Regions from separate parts of the Homo sapiens genome. Here region 2 is linked to region 1. The links are chromatin contacts, found by Hi-C or POLR2A ChIA-PET in ENCODE. All regions are on one chromosome and are shown on one strand. The core of a region is the stretch at or near the end of the contact, and the rest is flanking DNA. Distances in the headings are between cores, read along the strand shown.

What was found. A loop is a pair of places that touch in the nucleus more often than their neighbours do. ChIA-PET counts read pairs that join two places held with the same protein, here RNA polymerase II (POLR2A). Pooled maps may share reads with other maps.
Region 2: a pooled map shows a loop between it and region 1 (3-fold over the local background). The contact joins two enhancer-like sites. A Hi-C loop is called at or near these places in 2 of 50 pooled maps. POLR2A ChIA-PET finds 5 or more read pairs at or near these places in 3 of 52 experiments (GM12878, HEK293 and MCF 10A).

What each region holds. Positions count from the first base shown.
Region 1 is chr2:46,081,278-46,084,597 of GRCh38, reverse strand. The region is part of intron 10 of PRKCE (protein kinase C epsilon); the gene reads right to left. Among named protein-coding and RNA genes, the nearest start is that of EPAS1, 210 kb to the left of the region's middle. Within about 2 kb of position 1,622, at least 3 of the 41 ENCODE cell types and tissues checked have a DNase peak (open chromatin) inside an H3K27ac peak, as active enhancers do.
Region 2 is chr2:46,533,982-46,537,299 of GRCh38, reverse strand. ATP6V1E2 (ATPase H+ transporting V1 subunit E2) reads left to right here. Exons shown (of 5, transcript NM_001318063.2): 3 at 597-689; 4 at 1,373-1,487. Among named protein-coding and RNA genes, the nearest start is that of RHOQ, 6.8 kb to the left of the region's middle. Within about 2 kb of position 1,744, at least 7 of the 41 ENCODE cell types and tissues checked have a DNase peak (open chromatin) inside an H3K27ac peak, as active enhancers do.

The sequences.
Region 1 (3,320 bases), core at 373-2,872:
GACACACACCACCATGCCCAGTTAATTTTTTTATTTTTAGTAGAGATGGCGTTTCACCATGTTGGCCAGGATGGTCTTGATCTCCTGACCTCGTGATCCACCCGCCTTGGCCTCCCAAAGTGCTGGGATTATAGGCATGAGCCACCGTGCCCGGCTCACATTTTTAACACATAGGTATAGTCTAAGTGAAGCTTCCAGGAGGATGTTAGCATATTATTTTCCATTAGGTCTCAGTAACATTTACCAATGAGCTTCTTTATTTACAAAGCATATCTATCTTACTATTGACATCTCTTTGAAAATAAAGTCCATAGTTAAGAATTGTTACTAATTCAAACTACCTTCACCCCCACTCCAGTCTCCAGAATTATTCCATCTTTACCGGTATTCACAAAGGGCCTAAGTCCAGCTTTTCTTCCATTTACTTTGCCCTTCGCCTTCAAAGCCTACCTCGTTTTCTCCCCAGAGTACAATTTTGTAATCAGAAGTACATGGGCTGCCTTGCCCACTGTTTATTCAATCATCCATTCTCCACTCAAATCCTCATTTCAAAAATTAAATGCTCTCGCCAACCCCAGACCACTGGAATCAGAATTTCTGAGGGTGGGGGCCTGGCCTTAGTAATTGTGAAAGCTCCTCAGGTGATTCCCATGTGCGGCCAGGGTTGAGAAGCACTGACTCTCCTCCATCTGGTTTCTGCCTAGGTATCTTGCATCTGTGCAATATAAGGATTATACATTATTCTGGTCTCCTTTTTTGTCATTTCAAGGATTCCTTCCAAGAACAAAGACTCTTAAACTTGTGCATTAGAATCACATGGAAGCTTGTTAGGACATGGATTCCTGAGCCCCCCAACTCAGATATCTGGTTCAGAAGATCTGGGGCGGAGTCTGAAAATCTGAATCCTCTAACAAGTTTCCGGGCAATGCTGGCAGGCCAGGGACAACACTCTGACAGCCTCTGCCCTGCAGCACCAGGATAAGCCTTTCACATGGGAAGTACAGCTGGATCATTCACTGAACACTGAACCACACCACCTGAAACAGCCACTGAAGTGCCCATTCCACAGTCACCAGCCCTGGACTCGGACTTTAGCAACAATGGAGTATTTCCTTGACTGTGTTTAGGAGACTCCAAATCTCTGAAGGGGAAAAAATCTCCCCTCCCCATCATCCTCCCTGGATGCTTTTTATTCTACCAACACTGGACACAGTTTTTAAGAGTAGGGGCTGTGGGATGAGAAAGAGGCCTTCCCATATCGGTTTTATCACTCACTGGCTGCAAATGACTCAGGCAAATGCCTTTGGCTCTCTGTGCTCAGTTTTCTGATCTGTAAAAATGAGGATGGGCCGGGCGTAGTGGCTCATGCCTGTAATCCCAGAACTTTGGGAGACTGAGGTAGGCAGATCACTTGAGGCCAGGAGATCGAGATCAACCTGGCCAACATGGCGAAACCCTGTCTATACAAAAAATACAAAATTAGCTGGGCATGGTGGCGCATGCCTGTAATCCCAGCTACTCAGGAGGCTGAGGCATGAAAGAGAATCATTTGAGCTCGGGAGGTGGAAGTTGCAGTGAGCTGAGATTGCGCCACTGCACTCCAGCCTGGGTGACAGAGAGAAACTCCGTCTCAAAAAAAAATCAGGATGATTGAGTAATAGAAGCTGCCTTACAGAATTCTCATGAAGGTTAAATTATATGTTAAAATGCCTGTCTCAAAATGAAGATTGGCTATGACTGTTGCTATAGATGCTATTCCAGCAGTTATTATCGTAAGTCTTCATTTTCTTTGACCTCTCTGCAGCTTTCTTCCCTGACCACATCCTCTTTCAACACACACTTGTTTCCCTTGGCTTTCAGGCTTCCCCCCTAAATTTCTGGCAGGGTTTTCTCTGCCTCTCTCATGGGCTTCGCCTCTTCCCAGCTGTTAAGTGTTGGAATCCCACGAGGCTGGGCTCCAGATGCTCCCCATCCTCACTGAGTGCTTGCTGAGGATCTTGTCCACGCCCAGTTTCCAAGGCACCTCTATGCAGATGACTCACAAGCTCCGGACCACTCATCCAACTGCGGTTCTGACATCTCCATCCAGATGCCCCAAAGGCACTCAAGCCCAATATGTCCAAAATTGACTTCACGATCTACCCCAATGAACTAGTTCTCTAGGTCTCGGGGCAAAGCTTCACCCTTCAGAAACCTTAGTCATTTAATACCTCTCTCTCCCTCAGCCCTCACCAAGTCCTGTCATATTTACTTATCGTATCTTTGCATTTTGTACCTTTTTCCCTGTATACTTGTCCATTTCTCTCTCTCTCTACCACCATCATGCCCACCATTATGGCCCAAGCAACTATCATCCCTTGTCTAGATTCTTGCAGATGCCTTGCTTCTGATGCTCCCCACATTTATTGCAAATGCTGGTCACGCTCCAGGTAGAGGGACCTTGCCGAAACAGAAATCTGCTTGTAACCCACCCCGCTTCCTCCTCTAAGTCCACTGCTTAGTTTTTTTGAGAGTCTTGCTCTGTCACCCAGGCTGGAGTGTAATGGTGTGATCTTGGCTCACTGCAACCTCGCCTCCCAGGTTCAAGTGATTCTCCTGCCTCAGCCTCCCGAGTAGCTGGGAGTAAGGCAAATGCCACCATGCCCAGCTATTTTTTGTATTTTTAGTAGAGATGGGGTTTTGCCATGCTGCCCAGGCTGGTCTCAAACTCCTGACTTCAAGTGATCCACTCACCTTGGCCTCCCAGAATGCTGGGATTACAAGCATGAGCCACCGTGCCCAGCCTCTATAGCTTGATTCTATTAAAGTCTCCCTGTTACTCTAGGAATAAACGGAAAACTCTCTAATATGCTTCAAAGTCTGTGTGATCTTCTCAGTCTTCTCCTTTCCAGCTGTCGCTTGTTCCCTCTGCCCCAGGGCTTTACTCACACTGTTCTTTCTGCCTGGAACGTTTTCTTCTCTCCCCTCCTCACCCTTCAGATCTCAGCACAACCATCTTTTCTCCCAGGAAGCTGCCCCTGACTTCTCTGACAAGGTCAGATCCCCCTGTGACGTGCTACACTCTCTGTTGTAGCATTCAGCACAGCTGAGGTTTTATTTGTGTAATTAATTTATAACTTTCTCCCCTCCCCGCCGTAGTCTGTGTGCTTCATGAGGGCAGGAACTGTTGGTAACTCTGGCTTGCTGTTTTTTAAGGGAATTGAACTAACCTGAAAGAGAAGTTGTTATAATCTCTTTTAAAAGCAAACACCATGTGAATAGAAGAACAAAAAAGGTTAGGGGGCTATAAGAAGCAAAGAGTGATCTAAATATTTATATCT
Region 2 (3,318 bases), core at 495-2,994, 450 kb before region 1:
GGAGTTGGGACTATCCTAATTGGGCATATCAGCCCTGCCCCCACAGGGGCTGGGGTTTCACACCTACCCAGGTTCTGTGGTTTCTGCACAGTGGGTGACAAGTCTGGGGGAATGCATGCTGAGGAGGCAACCAGCAATATACATCTACATTATTGCCTAAGGGTCAACGTTCCTAGGCCTTCCCCTGGCTACACTGGAAATAAAGAATTTTAGGAGAGGCCAGGCAAAGTGGCTTATACCTGTAATCCCAGCACTTTGGGAGGCCGAGATGGGAGGATCAGTTGAGGTCAGGAGTTTGAGACCAGCCTGGCCAACATGGTGAAACCCCATCTCCGCTAAAAATACAAAAATTAGCCAGGCGTGGTGGCGGGTGCCTGTAATCCCAGCTACTCGGGAGGCTGAGGCAGGAGAATCACTTGAAACGGGAGGCAGAGGTTGCAATGAGCTGAGATGGTGCCACTGCACTCCAGGCTGGGCGCCAGAGCAAGACACTGTCTCAAAAAAAAAAAAAAGAAGTTTAGGAGAGAGGCAAATGTTAAGAGGAGAGGAAGATGAGATGGCTCCAAATCTAATCTGTGATTTGTTCCAAATTTCAGGTGGATTGTCAATACAGGAGTCCATACTGACTGAATCCCTAATTTTGGCCTGTATTCTTCTCCCTCTGTGAACCATCTTCTTAGAAGTCACTGGTAAGGAGATAAAATGATGGGCATTCTTTAACACTGGTGCTGCCCTGCTGTTATGTTATGCTTCTTCCCACCACAATGCCCAGAATCCTCACACTGCAGCCTCTTCACTCCCCAGGGTGCCTGTTGGCCTTCCCTGCAGCATCCTGCCACATGCCCTACCTACCCCTATCCCTATTTTTCTCCCTGCCACTAAAACCTCCCATTGGCACCCTCTTCTCTTTGCACTCCAGTGTAGGTACACTGCAATGAGTTAAACACCACAGCAATTTCTTAAAGGTCACTGGTTCCTAATGATCACGCTGATAAATAAATCCAGTAGGATTGGTTTGCCTGGTTTTCATTCCCAGTTAGAATGTACATAGATCTCTTTTTCTAGTTGATTACATACCAGAAACTCAGAAGAATGGCCCAGCCTCTGAGAACTTCGGCTCAAGCGCTCTTAATGTTTTGCCATTTTCATTTCTAACTGTTTTCTGCTGCAACCTAAGGTCAGGAGACTAGTCATTGTGACTGATGGCATCACCACCCATTGCTGAACTATAGGAAAGGACATTTCCTTAGAGGTTGCTGGTATGGAATACTCATATGATTTAGGAGTGGTCTCCTCTCATAGGCTCCAAAGGAGGCTAGATCACAGATCCCTCCTCCAAAAATGAAATTAATGATTTTATTTTATGTTTCAGAACCAAGAGTGCCAGAAAACCATCCCAAGACTCACACAGAGTTGTTCTTCCATAGTGGATGTTTTGGCCACTGGACATCAGAACCACATTTTGGGTTTGAAGAATCTTCTACATGGTGAGCCTTGGTGGGAAGAAAAGAATATCCCTTCCTTATAGAAGCTGAAATTACAGACTCTTGCTTTCCTTGTCAGACTTAAAAGCTAGTGTAGCCAGAGTTAAATACAGGGCACATTGTCTCTGGAGGCTGCAGCTTTAGTGGTGGGTACACAGTTCAGTTCCTGACCCAGGAAGTGGCACATCAGGGCAGGCAGTGGTGTTGGTTGTGGTATAATTGAGTTCCTGGTTCAGAAGTGACAACTGTACACATGAGTTGTCTAGGGTTTGGTGAAAGCAATGGTATTGAAAGTGGTTTTCTCATCAAATTAGTTCCTGAGTCATGTGTCGGACACTGTTTCTATCTTGAGCAGCTTCTCTAGCCTTTCTAAATCCTGTGACCTGCCTGTGATCCTTTTAAGATTTCTTTCTGTTTAATCAGCCACAAACAGCTTCTGTTGCTTGCAACCCAGGCTCCTGAGAAGAGACTGGAGAAGCAGATCACTTTATTAATGTGCTTCATGTAGAGGGAGTAGAGATTTCCACCTCTACCATACCCAAATAACTGGTATTGGCTGTACCTTTCTAATGTGAGCAACTTTAAAATTGAACAGAATATATGAAACCTCTCTTTTCAGACATTGAACAGCATGTAGCACAGCACCGTGATTCCTGAAAGTAGGGAACAAATGGGGCAAACCCTATCACTCTAACTTTCTGCTGAAAAATGCTGTCTAAATTGCAGCACAATGAGGGGGAACCCAAGCAGAGCATAGTGGTCTTGCTGAGTTGAGGAGATAGTTGAGCAGACTTTTCAAGGCAGAGTATCAGAAAGGAGAGAATATAACAGCAAAACAGGCTCCTGGAATCCCTGTGAATCTGTTGCTGAATACTAAGCTGCACATGCATAAGGTGAAACTTCACAGTGCGATGCAAAGAACTACTGCGGAGCTGTGAGCTGATTGGTTCCCAGGGCTCACTGGGCAATGTTTGAGTTTCAACTCGCCAATGTGAAGAAACCTTGCTGACTGTCCAGGGAATTCAGTAGAAATCCCAAAAGGGTAAGGCATTAGGAGAAGGGCTAACTAAGCCGAAAAGTGAGGTAACTCTAGACTTCCTCCAACAAGGTTTAGAAAGCAGCCTCAAAAAGAGGAAGTTCATCCGCTACTACCGTAACTGCCAGCCAAAACAAATTTTACCATTTTTAAAACAACAAAATACAGACATTTAACAACATTAAATTCAGAATGTTAAAAATACTAGATATGCAAATAAGTAGGCAAATAGAACCCAAAATCAGGAGAAAAATCATTTAATAGAAACAAACCCCAAAATGACAGAGATAATAACGTTAGCAGACAAGGACTTAAAAAATTAAAATAAAACAAGGATTTAAAGGAAAACATGAACATAGTGAAGAAAAAACTGGAAGATATAGAAAATAACCAAATGGAACTTCTGGAGCTAAAAAATACAACACCTGTAATGAATAATTCAGTGGCTGAACTTAACAGTAGGTTAGACATTGTGGAATGAAATATCTGTGACACTGAAGACATAGCAATAGAAACTGTCCCAATTAAAGCAGAGAGAAAGGAAACAAAAGAAACACAGAAACACAGAGCCTCAGTCACCTTAAGATGATATTAAAAACTGGAGTCCTCGAAAAGGATTAACGGTGATGATTTGAAGGCCAAAAACAAGTCCCAAATTTCATGAAAATTGTAAACGTATAGCGCCAAGAAGCTCAACAAATCCAAAGTAGGAGAAAAACAAAGCAAACCATATCAAGCGAGGCACTTTGTAATTAAATCACTGAAAACCAGTAATAAGTAGAAAAAAATTAAAAGCAG